4 separate regions of the Homo sapiens genome follow, and regions 2, 3 and 4 are each linked to region 1. The links are chromatin contacts, found by Hi-C in ENCODE. All regions are on one chromosome and are shown on one strand. The core of a region is the stretch at or near the end of the contact, and the rest is flanking DNA. Distances in the headings are between cores, read along the strand shown.

The links. Hi-C counts contacts between places; a loop is a spot of excess contacts on that map. Pooled maps may share reads with other maps.
Region 2: a pooled map shows a loop between it and region 1 (4-fold over the local background). The contact joins the enhancer-like site here to the promoter of GNPDA2 in region 1. A Hi-C loop is called at or near these places in 2 of 50 pooled maps.
Region 3: a loop to region 1 is called in a pooled map, with 11 times the contacts of the local background. The contact joins the promoter of FRYL here to the promoter of GNPDA2 in region 1. A Hi-C loop is called at or near these places in 10 of 50 pooled maps.
Region 4: a pooled map shows a loop between it and region 1 (2.3-fold over the local background). The contact joins the promoter of NIPAL1 here to the promoter of GNPDA2 in region 1. A Hi-C loop is called at or near these places in 4 of 50 pooled maps.

The regions. Positions count from the first base shown.
Region 1 is chr4:44,725,094-44,728,060 of GRCh38, reverse strand. GNPDA2 (glucosamine-6-phosphate deaminase 2) reads left to right here and starts at 1,505. Exons shown (of 7, transcript NM_138335.3): 1 at 1,505-1,587. RefSeq lists an enhancer at 1,173-1,302 and a silencer at 1,795-2,089.
Region 2 is chr4:48,035,147-48,038,556 of GRCh38, reverse strand. NIPAL1 (NIPA like domain containing 1) reads right to left here. Exons shown (of 6, transcript NM_207330.3): 6 at 1-2,995. The coding sequence ends at 2,385. Among named protein-coding and RNA genes, the nearest start is that of NIPAL1, 20 kb to the right of the region's middle. RefSeq lists enhancers at 1,545-1,604, 1,625-1,884. Within about 2 kb of position 1,661, at least 5 of the 41 ENCODE cell types and tissues checked have a DNase peak (open chromatin) inside an H3K27ac peak, as active enhancers do.
Region 3 is chr4:48,778,465-48,781,847 of GRCh38, reverse strand. FRYL (FRY like transcription coactivator) reads left to right here and starts at 1,569. Exons shown (of 64, transcript NM_015030.2): 1 at 1,569-1,770. RefSeq lists silencers at 1,524-1,633, 1,724-2,603.
Region 4 is chr4:48,015,271-48,018,195 of GRCh38, reverse strand. NIPAL1 (NIPA like domain containing 1) reads right to left here and starts at 1,424. Exons shown (of 6, transcript NM_207330.3): 1 at 1,311-1,424. The coding sequence starts at 1,356. CNGA1 (cyclic nucleotide gated channel subunit alpha 1) reads left to right here and starts at 1,515. Exons shown (of 11, transcript NM_001379270.1): 1 at 1,515-1,713. RefSeq lists silencers at 789-948, 1,239-1,568 and an enhancer at 1,333-1,834.

The DNA.
Region 1 (2,967 bases), core at 256-2,755:
GACTTTTATGAGACTGGAAGCACAGTAGGTTTACACCTATGTAGCCACAAACACGAGTGGTGTTGCTCTACAACTTTACGTTTACTACAATGTCGCTAGGTGATAGGAATTTTTCAGTTCTGTTATAATCTTATGGGACCATTGCCAAATATCCAGTCCATTCTTTACCTAAACTTCCTTATGTGGCACATATCTGTAATTCAAGACTGTAATTCAGTCTCCACCTTTCTACAGCATTCTTTCTAAAACACGTATGTTCTAGTCTCTTATCTTCAATTCATAAAGCTTAAGTGACTCCCTATTGCCTACAATACAAAGCCTAAATTCTATGCATAGCCTACAAACTACTTCATCATTTTACCTCAATCTTTTTTGGAGAGACAGGGTCTTGCTATGTTGCCCAGGCTGGTCTCCAACTCCTGGGTTCAAGCCATCCATGCACCATGACCTCTGAAAGTGCTGGGATTACAGGCGTGAGTCACCGAATCTGGCCAAAAATCGCTTTTGCAAACTTACTGAAGGCGATAGTACTAATAAACCTGTCTATTATCAGTATGTGAGCAATGTTGCTGTTTGAAGCTAAATCAACGAGAATGTAACATCCTACTCTTCACTAAAGGATGCAAGAGGAGTCATTACATTCAAAGAAGCAGGCTGGATTTACAACCCAGGTGAAAAACTTCATATAACGAGTTTGAGGACACAGCGTTTTACATTTTTTTAACTTGTAGTTTCCACAGAAACAGAACCTTAAGTTGGCTAGGAGTCAAGATTGTATTGTTCCTAACAGAACCCTAAACGGTGTTATTAATGGAACAGTGTTCCTGATGGAACATGGTGAAGACACAACACACTTTTCTCCTTTTGAATGATAGCTGCTTTCTTTACAATAATTTCCACAGCCCAATTCCTTCCCACTCCTGTATAAACATCTGTGATACCCAGCTCAAAGCTGATTCCAGCTTCCCCTATCCCTTTCTTAGACTCATTCAGCAAAAGCCAGTACCCTATTATATAGTGTTTTCTCTTACTGAGACGCTCCCGATTTCCCATGGTACTGTTTGCCCTTTTGCAAACTTTGATGAGTTTTTTGACACAAGACGCTTATCTGTCATTGCGTTTGCAAATATGCATTCAATAGCTTGGAGTAGAGAGAGAAATGTATTCATAAATGGCAAATATATTCATGTTGCCAAACAGCAACATAAGCAACAAAGTACGTGTGAGCACTACGGTCTTACATACTAAATCTCATAAGCCTAAAGAATCTACTGCAAATCCCTCTTTGAAAGATGGGGGGGAGGGGAAAGTAGCGTAAAGTGATGACCCAGAAACTGCGATCTTCCAGGCAAGAAGAGCGCCCAGCCGCACCGCACTCGGACCGAACTCCTCGCGTCTCACCTCAGGCGTCCTAAAGGCGGTGCGCATGCGCAGCGCCCGCCAGCCACGCCGCGGTTCCTTCCTGCGCCTTTATCTGCATCCGGGTCCGTGGGATTCGCGCTCCACTGGTCAGCTGGGGTCGCTCTCGGGTGGTTGGGTGTTGCTTGTTCCCGCTGTTCCAGCATCGAAGAACCATTGGGTCTGCCGGTAAGTTTAGCGGGGGGTGCGGCGGGGGCGCCAAGAAGGGGACTCGGGTCGGGGGACCCGACGGCAACTTCGCCCTGTGCGGCCTTTGTGCTGAGACTGGGACGCCGGGCCGGGGCGGAATGGGTGCTCAGGAACCTCGAGGCTGGGGGCGCGTGGGGTCTCCCGTATTGCCACTCGCGGACCTGGTTGTCCTCTCCGGATTTGTGCCTACGGGAGAAGGCGTCCCTGCCCTCTCCTCTCTCGCGGCTTCTTCTTGACACCTCTCTCTACACTCGTTAAAAATTCCTAACAGTCATCCTCATTTGCATTCGCTGTCCTTTGCCAAGTGAGGGCCAGGCAAACGCGCAGCTGAGGGGAATCTGCAGCCCCCGCCTCCCGGGCAGGAACCACAGCCTTCTTTGCTGTCTCTCGTCCCTCCTCGGGTCGGTCCCACACGCGCGGCCAGGCCACCCTTACGCTTTCAGGACAGGTCAGGTTGAGTAGGGAAAAGCTCAGAGCAGAGGTTCTGCAAGTGTAGATTCTGGTCTTGGCCCCGCCATTAACTAGCTGTGTAACTTCACGGGTGTAGAAGTTGTCATCCACCATTGAAGTTTTGCGATTTATATTCAGCAGCCCTTTTTCCTAGCGATGCACATCCAAAATGAATCAGCACCTGAAGGAAGACGAGGGAAAGGGTGGTGCTCTGTTGTTTTTTGATGCTGTCTTGTGATGCCAGAGAATTGCATAAGGCGACAATAGTTTGGATCTCTGAGGATTGGCAAAAACTGGAAAAGTCAAATCTTAAAAACTTAAATGTGGTGAAGAAATTCTTCTTTGCTCTGGGTGAAGGGATTCATTTGGGACTTTTGGAGGTGACTCTGCGCCCTCCAGAGAGTTTAAGAAAACAAAAAGTTGCCTGTACCTTGGTCTGAGAGACTTGCTTAAACTTCGTTTCAGTGAGATGTGTGGTGTTCTTAACAAATTTCACCTGATTATGAATATCCCCTGTGATAATTTGCAAAAGCAGAGATTCCTTGGACTTCATTTCAGATCTTTTGAAACACTGTGTCTAGGGAGAGGGACCTGAGAATCTGTATTTTTAACTAGCATCGTAAGTGATTCTCAACCGGTAAGACATCTTTGGCTAATGTCTCTTTGAGTCAGAAACACTTAGTTTTAAAGCCAGCTCCCCGGGCCACTTTTTAACGTCAGCAATAAACTTCTCGTAGTTGCAGTTTTCTGTATATGAAGAGTGAGAATAATGCTTTCAACCTCAGAGACAAGTGATTCTAAGCCCTTTGACAATAGAGTTAATCATTTTTGTGTCTACAGAACCTAGCATAGTGCTTAGAATATAATAGGTCTTCAAACGTGTGTTGAACTGAGAAAAATAACATGCCC
Region 2 (3,410 bases), core at 412-2,911, 3.3 Mb before region 1:
AACTTACTGCAGCCTTGAACTCCTAAGCTCAAATGATCCTCCTGACTCAGCCTCTTGATGTTTTTTACATTTTTTAGAGACATGGGGTCTAGTTTATTGCCCAGGCTGGTCTCAAACTCCTGGGGACTAGAAATCCTCCCACCTGAGCCCCCCAAAGTGTTGGAATTACAGGTGTGAGCCATTGCCCAGACAGAAGATACTTTTACTACAAACTTGTGTTCATAGCTTATATATCTGATATACAAGTAAAGTGAAACAGCAATCAACAGAGTAAACACATTTTTGACCTGAGGTATCAACCCATGGACCTTCCATGGATTATCGATTTTCAAAAACGTAGAATGCATTAGAATTGCACTCAACACTAAACTATGCTGAAAAGACTATAATGTATAATGGAACATTAGGGCCTTGCAGCCATCTCAGGTAGGTTGTCATTGTGAACATCAGTCATTGTTTAATAGAACTGTGGAAATGCTGAAGTTAGTTTAATCGAATTCTGAATAATAAAGTTTACCATTATTACCTCAGGTAGTCTTGAAGTAGCTTAGAAACAAAAACCAAACCTAATAACATTTAAGGTTAGAGCAGAAAAACATTCAGTCTACCTGAATTTTTTTTTTTTTAATGACAACTTTTTGGTTAGGATTTTTGTTTTGAGAAAAATAAGATTGTTATAAAAATAAGATAGCCAATTTATTTTCCATAAAATCAATAAGTGACAGTAAATCTGTCCATCACATTAAAGACCACCAAAAATGTTATTCCTGCCATGCATTTGAAATGAGAGGGGAAAATTTTATAAACATTTTAATGTGCGAAAAAGGTATTTTCCTGCAGTAGCCCCTGAGATCTTAGTATTTTGTTTGCCAGGAAGTTAACTTTCTATCCTATTAGAATATATCTATTTTTAAAGGTTAGTAACTAATTATAATTTCCTTAATAAGGGTGAAAGTGCAAAATTTCAAGAGAGCCATTATGATAATTTGTTCAGATTTTTCACAAAGATTTTTCTAGTTGCTTCCAAACAGTCTGTGGAAAACTCACTCTTTAGGGATAAAACATTTGAGAGCAATCGAAATGTAGGATATAATCCTGAAATAATGTAGCAATCTTTTACAAAAATCTCTATATCAACAAGAAAAATAACCTTTAGGATAATAGTAAAAGAAAAGGAAAAAAAATGAACATAAGTGACTCCAAAGCTGAATTCACCTGGACTTCTTCAGAAACTCCATTTTGTCCTATGTCTTCCAGACCTGAGTTAATTAATGGAACCTGTGAAAACAATCACGTGTCTGTGTTTTTGTGAGAAGAAAACTTTTTCCTTTATCTGAAGTATTTTTCTCTTCCTCCGTTCTCCCTCTTTAACTGGTAGTAAATTCCTATGATAATGTCAATAAGTTACAATTCATAAACTCTTCATGGGTGGGTATGTCTTGTGTATTCTAGCCCACTAACAAATAAAGCAGGCTTTTTTTTAAATTTCTTTTTTCTTAAAATAACTAATTAGCTATCTAGTTTAAGAAGGAGGTGCAGAAGGAAGAACAAAGCACCCGTGGTTTCACTTCTGTTTTAAAAAAAGTTTTTTAAAGCAAAAGCCCCTGGCCCTTTCTCTTCTTCTTTTTTGAGACAGGGCCTTGCTTTGTCACCCAGGCTGGAGCACAATGGCGCAATCTGGGCTCACGGCAGCCCCAACCTCGCAGACTCAAGCAATCCTCCCACCTCAGGCTCCCGGGTGGCTGGAACTACAGGCATGTGCCACCACGCCTGGCTAATTTTTGTATTTTTTGTAGAGACAGGGTCTCGCCTTGTGGCCCAAGGTGGTCTCGAACTCCTGAGCTCAAGTGATCTGTCCGCCTTGGCCTCCCAAACTGCTAGGATTACAGGTGTGAACCACCATGCCTGGCCTCTCTTCTCAGTTTTAATATGAGAAATTACATGATTATACCTTTCTGAAATCTTGTTGAGTTTGAAATTATGACTCAACGGAGAATATGACTGATACTGTGTCTATCAGAACACTGCTAACTGTATATTGGTGAATGACTGTAAGTCTAAAAATAGCTACCAAAGAAATGAAGAGCCACCTGGCAGAGACAAAGATACTGTGACCAGAAGAAGGAGATTATTCTGAGACACACATAGCTCTTTGACTTCTTTGATCCTTAGAGAGTATTTCAAAGTTTGTAGAGATTCTGGAGGATAATCAATTTGATTTTCAAATTCAATGGCCAAAAAAATGGCATTTTTACTTGGCCTCACATCTAAATTAGTTAGAACTGCAAAAATGCTAACTTTCCTAGCAGTTCTTCCAAGAAGCAAGCATTCATTTTCCTCTTCGTGTGTCTCATATTGGTTAAAACTCAGTGTTTCTAGAGACTTCAGTCATCAGTTCTACTAAACAAGGTAACGTCATCATTGTATCCTGGGGCTGAACACTCCAAGTTCTCTAGTAAAACATAATTGTTTTCATTGACATTCAGAGAGACGGCTTCTTTCTTAGCAGTGGATGTAAGCTCACTCCAAGTAATGTCAGTATTTTTAAAAGCATGTAGAAGGAAGATGCCAATGATAATAGTGAAGAATCCACTCAGGGTCCCAATGATATCTCCAGCTGTCATGCCATACCACTCTTGGAATAAGATGGCAGAGCAAGTCACTACCATGGATGTGAAGAATACATAATAAATGGGTGTCACAAGAGAGGTATTAAAGGTGTCCAGTGCCTTGTTGAGATAGTTAATCTGTGTAGTTACTGAAAGCACAAGTACAGCCAGCAAAACAAAGACCAGCGGATGTTTGTAAACTGGCTTCCATTCTATCAGCTCCTTAATGGCAATTCCCAGGCCTTTCACAGAAGAAACTGAAAACGCTCCAATCAAGGAACAGATTGAAATATAAACCAATATATTGGTCTGTCCTTTCTTGGGAGCCACAATCAAAATCAGCACCAAGGAGATCACAGTTATGATCACAGCAAAGGAAATAAACCCTGTTAGAAGGAGAAAAGAATTTGACTTTAGAAAATGCTCACAGGATTATACCTTTCTGAAATCTTGTTAGTCATGAGTTTAAGAGCATAGGTATTTTAGAAATAGAAGTGAGATCAAATTAAAAACAACATTCTATTGCATAGTTCTCAATATTTTACAAAGGATTTTCACAAACATATCATTTAAATCTCACCAATACCACTATGAGCTAGGGCGAATATTATCAGATTAACTTTTTATTTTCAGAGGAAGAGAGTGGCAAAGATTTGATTTTGAATATATGTCTTTTGCCTCTACCATCCCCACCTCTCCCTTTCATTGTGTAACAGGGGAAGCATGAACACAAAAATAAGTTCTGCCATCTTTTCAGGAGAAATAATAATCAAACCTCACTGTGTCTCACAACCCACAATG
Region 3 (3,383 bases), core at 320-2,819, 4.1 Mb before region 1:
TTAATAGGGAGGATGTGTGTATCTGTGAAGGCCATATAAATGCAACCCAGATAGTTCATCGTCTCTTGCCCCCACTAGTGATACCTAAACCACCTTCCTGCAACGTTCCCTTTTGTTTCCTGCTCTTTCATATTTTCGGGAATCCTCATGAAATTTTTCACCTGTATTTGGGGAAAAGTCCTATGAACTACCAACTACTGATGTTTACTTACCCTTCTCTGTCATCATCAAGCCCCTTTTCTAGGGTACTGCTGAGCACTGACACTTCCTTGGCACCATTAGATTATACTGGGGTATCACTGCAAATGTACTAAAGCCCCCGGGGTACACAGTCTTCAAGGTTCATCGGCAAAGAGGGAGAGAACACATAACCATTTTCCCCTAACATTCTTAGATGGGTACCGAAGCTGTACCTGTACTCAATTTTAGTGGAAATAAACCTTTTAGTTCTTACAGCTCCAGTGGGAAACTGGGGAAACTCTAAAGCAGACCCCGCACTAGGCTTCCCCATAATTTCTTCTCTTTTCAATGCGTGAGGTTCTGCTCCATGGTCAAGCTTCTGGTATCAGATTCCCTCTTTCCCTTAGACAGACTCGTTTTCTCCTGAGAGGCATCTCAGTTGTTCAAGTGACCTGGGGTGTTTTTCCTACAGTTCTAGCAAGGGGGAACGAAGTCCTACACTTTGAGGATGGCATAAGGGTACCATCTACTTAATTTTTTCAAAAAAGTAACAGGTCTCGTGGAAACGCGGGAACGTCACAGAGGACGTGACTTAAACGGAACTTGTAATGGAAATGATTTTCTAAATGAACAATTGCGAGACAAGCAAGGAAACCTCCAGGTTTGCAGATAACTTGATTAAAGCTCTTCCGGGTGGCAAAATGCCAGTGCAATCAATGGTATGAGTAGGGCGGACAGTGGATGAAACTTGTTGAGTAAATCTCAGGAGGAATTAGCACTGGACTTTCAGGTATTCTAACTCAATTCTAACCATTCCATTCTCTGGATCATTGGATAAGGTTCCGCAGGATCCGGGCGCCAGCTCTGGATACATTACTGATCGGGAGAAAATTTTGAATTTTTCTCTTGTCCCTTTCCAGCTTTCCTCAATATAGGATATGAGTTTGTCCTCGACCCCTAACAACATTTAAAGGTAAAGTCGCTCCTAGAAGGCAAAGCGGAGAGGACTTTGCGGCTGTGTTTCTCAAGCCCGTAAAGAGAGAGTAATAATGGTAGGGAGCGTGCAGACTAGCTCTTTCCTTGCCCAATCAAGTGTACAGGAAGATGTCCTTTCACCAATAAAAATAAAGTTCGCTTTCCGGAGGCGGGAGGGTGAGCCTTGACTGCCAGGGCTCCAAAGCAACGTTAGAGGCGAGGGCAGAGAATGATTAGAGGGAAGACCAACCCGGGAAAAGGGGCGGGGAGAAGGTAGGAGCAACTTTGAGCGGCGGCTGGCCAGGCCAGTGGAGGGCGAGGACTGCTGTTCCTGTTGTAGTGTTTCTCGCCAATCAGGAAGGCCAGGGGGCGGGCGGGGTAGGGAAGGGGTGGGAAGACCTCGCAGCACAGCCGGGCGCCCGTCGGGCTCTGGGAGAGAGCGAGAGAGAAATCCGGTTAAAATCAGAGTCGGAGGGAGGTTTAACCACAGATCGGTTCCGATCGGATTATTCCTTAAAGGGGACGCGCCATTGTCAAGAGAACGGAGCCAGGGGCCCGAGGGCGGGGACCGGCGGCGCTGGAGGAGCGAGGCAGCTGTACTAGGACTGGGAACGGGTAGGTGTTGACTGGGGAAAGGCGCTTCATTTTACTTTCTCTTCCAGCCCCGGGGCAGGCGCCGGGATGCCCGCCGCCGGCAGCCCAGCCTGGGCGGGAGACGAGGTCGTCGGCCCTCGCCAGCTGTCCTTCCTGGTGGGCGCCGAGGGAAGGCGGTCCAGGATGGCTGGCAAGCGGCGCGGCGCGGCCCGGGCCGGCGCTCGTAACGGACACCAAACCGCGGCGCAACCCCAGCCTCAACCGAAAGCCCGCCCGAGCTCCGGCGGTTCCGCCGGCAGCGCCGCGCGCCCGTCTCTCCCGCACGTCCCCTTCCCCTCCAGTGCCTGGCTCTTCTCGCGCGCGCCCGGGTACCCCTCGCGCGCCGCCTTCTCGCGCGTCCTGCTCTGGTCGCGCGCCGCCTCGCCACCGACTCGCGGGAGCCGCCCCGCGGGAAGGAAGGCGGTGGCAGAGGTGGAGGAAGACCGGCGACCACGGCTCCGCCGCCTCGGCTGGGAAGGGAGGGCTGAGGAGCAAACTTAGCGCGGCGGCTGGCGGGCCCCGGCGGGCAGGGCTGGCGGGGACCGGCGGAGCGCGCCAGCCCAGCCGGGCATTGTCCGCCTTTTCCCTTGCTCTGGTCTCTCCGCCCACTGCTCGCGGTCCTGGGGAGGGGTGCGGGCGCTGTGCCCGCGCAGCCCCGGGCCGTTGGCGTACCCCGGGACCCGGAGTCTTCCGGAGCCGGAGCCAGCCCTGCGGACACCGCGGCCACCGCCCGCGAGCTGACTCGGCCTGTAGATTGCCTGCTGCTCTCAGCCTCGGCACCGGGCAGGGTGCCTGGGCGCTGAGCTCTTCTTTGCAACTTTTATTTGCCGTTTGATGGAAGTTGTTGCTTCCGGGCGGCAGGTTCTTTGGGCACAGCCTGGTTTCCTGCGTTCTGGAGAGGCTGGTTTCTAGGGCGAAATGATTTATTGCTGCCGGTCTTTCCTGCCATCCTAGTTTAGTTCCTCGCCACCTAAAATCGCATTTTTGTGGATTTGCAATGATATGGGAGCATTAATCTTTCCTAGGCCAAGATTTGAAAAGAAAAAAAAGGGGGTGGGGGTTAGGGTGTGTGCTGGTGAGGAGCAAGAGTTCTTAGTAGAGCTGAGTTTGCCCTTACCTTTGAACTGCGGAAAATATTACTTCGATTCACTGGCTGGGGTTCTTTTGGAAGGGTAGGGGAAAAAAGACACAGCAAGACAGGTTGCCAGGGTCTGTCGGATTGGGGGGGAAAAAGGGTTTTGATGGAAGTAAAGTTGGTTTTATAAAATGCTGTGCTGCCTAGGAGATATCGTCTGTAAAGTTGATTCTGCTACTGAATTTACAGCCATTATAATTAGTACCAACAGCTTTTACTATTGATAAAAACTAGTATAAGACGTCTTTTCATCTTGAGCATTATCACTCTGCTTAATCTGTCAATACTTGCCGAGGAAATCAGAGATAGCACATTCCTTGTTAGAGGCCTTAGTGAAGAATGTTTTCATAAGCATTCATTTTTGACAGTTTCTTCTTGTGCAATACTTTATGTAGAGTACTTGCATGTGCAAGTTACAACCGTATAAACAAAGTAGCAGTGGGTGTGTTATTCTCTGGTC
Region 4 (2,925 bases), core at 175-2,674, 3.3 Mb before region 1:
CTCTAGGAAATAATTCTAGATTCAGCTGCCTTAAAATTTTTGTTTTTTAATAGTTTGTGAGTTGTTCAGGCGTTATTGCTCTTTTTCAGAAAAAAAGACTAGAAAATAATTCTAGATCCAGCGGCCTTAAAAAATTTTTTTTAATAGCTTGTGAATTGTTCAGGCATTTTTCTCCTTTTTTTGGTGTCCCTTCTCTTCCTTGCTAGCATGGTTTGGACGAGCTCACTTGTTAAAAAGGAATAAGCTGGAAGAGTCAAGAGGAGAGGAAACTAGGGAAGTTGCGAGCACCTTTGCAAAGGTGTATATGTATATACATATATATATATATATATGTGTAAGGGAACTATATATATATGTGTATATATATAGTAGTTCTTACCATGCCTTTCACTGCCTCCCTTCCCCTTTACTGCATTATCAGGTAAATTAAAAAGCTGCTTTCCCCTTGGTACGGCGAAAACCATCATTTCAATGTATCTACATCCTTCCAGTCGCTCCCCCTACCCCCTTCCCTACTTTTATCGGGGCCTTCTGTATGGAGACTGCAGAAAACCCGCCAGTGTTGCGAACACTTGGCGAAGGGCAAGGAGCCTCGCCCAGAGATTTCACGGGGCTCAGGTGAGAAGCAGTAAGAAGAGCCTGCAAACGAGTGCTCCCGGTTCCAGGTTTCCTCTCCAGTACGGCTCTCGCCTTAAGCAGCCAGAGTGACTGCACAGCGAGTCAGACAGGCTCATGGGTTTGGAGACCTTTTCATTTCCAAGGAAGAGGAGAGACGTGGGCGGCCCAGACTTGCCCAACGCCCACCCCCGCGGCCCCGGGCGCCCAACCTCTCGCGGTGCTCGATCCCCGGGAGCCAGCGCAGGGCGCAGCGCAGAACTCCCACGGGCCCCCCAGGCAGACACGCCCTCTGCCCACCGGGTGACGTCGGCCGCAGACTCTGGAAGGGAGCCTGAGTCAGAGGAAACGTCCTTCTCAGAGGGACTCGGGATTCTTCCCATAGCATCCTGAGTTTCCCCGTCCCACACGCAGCACGCGGTAATTTACACTGGTCGGCCTCGCGAATCGAGTGGGAGTCCCACCTGCCTTATTCCACTCAGGTTTTCCAGCACAGCCCGAATCGCCTAGGCACCCATAAATAAGTGTTGAACGCCTGGCTGGACGGCCGACTGACTGAATGAATGAATGAGTGAACGACTACGTTTAGAGTCGGTACAGCCCCCCTTTCCAGTCTCCGCAAGTGTCCGGGGACCGCCCACCCGGTCTCTTCGCCACCCAGCTGCCAGGTCCCTCGGCTCAGGGCAGACACAAACCTTCTCGGCAGGGCTCTCCGGGCGGCAGCCTCACCTGTGCCCCCATGGCCCCGGGAGCGGGCTTCCGGAACGCGGGCGCTTGCTCCTCACCTGGGCCTCTCCACACGCACCCGCGGCGGGCGGGGCTGCGGGGTCTGGGAATGGGGCGCCCTGACCCCGCCCCCGGGGCAGCCTCCGCCAATGGGCATGGCCAGGCGGGGCCTCAGCGCCAGCCGAGCCCTGCTGCCCGGGGCTTGTTGCGAATTCTCAGGGCCCCCGCAGGCCTGGGAGCGGCCTGTGATAACTGGTGTATCTGGCAGGAGTAGCAGCTGCCCCTTGGCGCGACTGCTGGAGCCGCGAACTAGAGAAACACAGACACGCCTCATAGAGCAACAGCGTCTCTCGGAGCGTGGAGCCCGCCAAGGTAACTCCGGGAATTGAGTGGAGTGGAGGCTGCACTGAGGCCCCCTTCTGGCTCCTCTCTGGTCGAAAAGGCTCCCCCGCTAGAGAGAGCCCTGCTGCTTTTGGAAGCCTTCAGGTGTTAGTTGCTTTGCACCGAAGCTGCTGACTGCTGGGGTTCTGCGCCGATTGCCAGGCTCAAGTTTATTTTGGGGGCTGCTGAGCAGACTTTGCCCTTCTGTGCTGTTATCAGCTTCTGTCGCTGTCCGTCCACGCCCGCTATATCCATCCACTCTCCGTTCTGTCTCCAGCAGGCAACTCCCCCTACCCTGCCCCATTTTCTGGGTCATAGGGGTATTTGAAATAAACCTTTAAGGGAAAAGCAATGCCAAAACTGGAAAGACTTATTTCCACGAATTATTAATAACTAATGTTTATGATATCCTTGTTATACCATACATATGCAGGCACATTATGTATTAATTAAATCTCACAGCAGTCTATTAACGCTCAGTTTACAGATGAGGGATTAGAGGCAAAGAGTGAGGTTAAGTAACCAAACCAAGGTTGGAAGACCTGATAGCAGGTATTTACAAAACAAGGAGTGGGCAGGGCTGGCGGGTGGCTCACCCCTGTAATCACAGCACTTTGGGAGGTTGAGGCGAGTGGCTCTCTTGAGTCCACAAGTTCGAGACTAGCCTGGGCATCATGGTGAAACCCTGTCTCTACAAAAATTAGCCAGATGTGGTGGTGTACTCCTGTAGTCTCAGCTACTCAGGAGGCTGAGGTGGGAGGACGGATGACTTGAGCCCAGGAGGTGGAGGCTACAGTGAGACATGATCGAACCACTGCACTCTAGTCCAGGCAACAGAGTGAGACCCTGTCTCAAGAAAAAAAAAGGTGAGGGGTGGGGTAGTGAACAATTCGGGCTCAAACCCTCACCAGGGAGAACTGGGGTGCCTTTGTGCTCTGGCATTTTAACACTGAGGAAAATATTCTCATGTACTCAGGTAGCCTTTGTTCTAAGTAGGCATGAACAGTGCTATTAATTTTATTACCTAAGAGTTTCATAGCAGAGGCCTCAATCTTGTTTTTCTTGTTCTTAGGCGGATGAGAGAAGAGCTAAGAACAAATTAGTCAACATACCAGTCCAAGGCACCCACTTTTATAATACATATGGATGACTTTGCAGAGAAGGAACACCACGGAGAGTGGAATAGGTGAAAGTTGAAAGCGA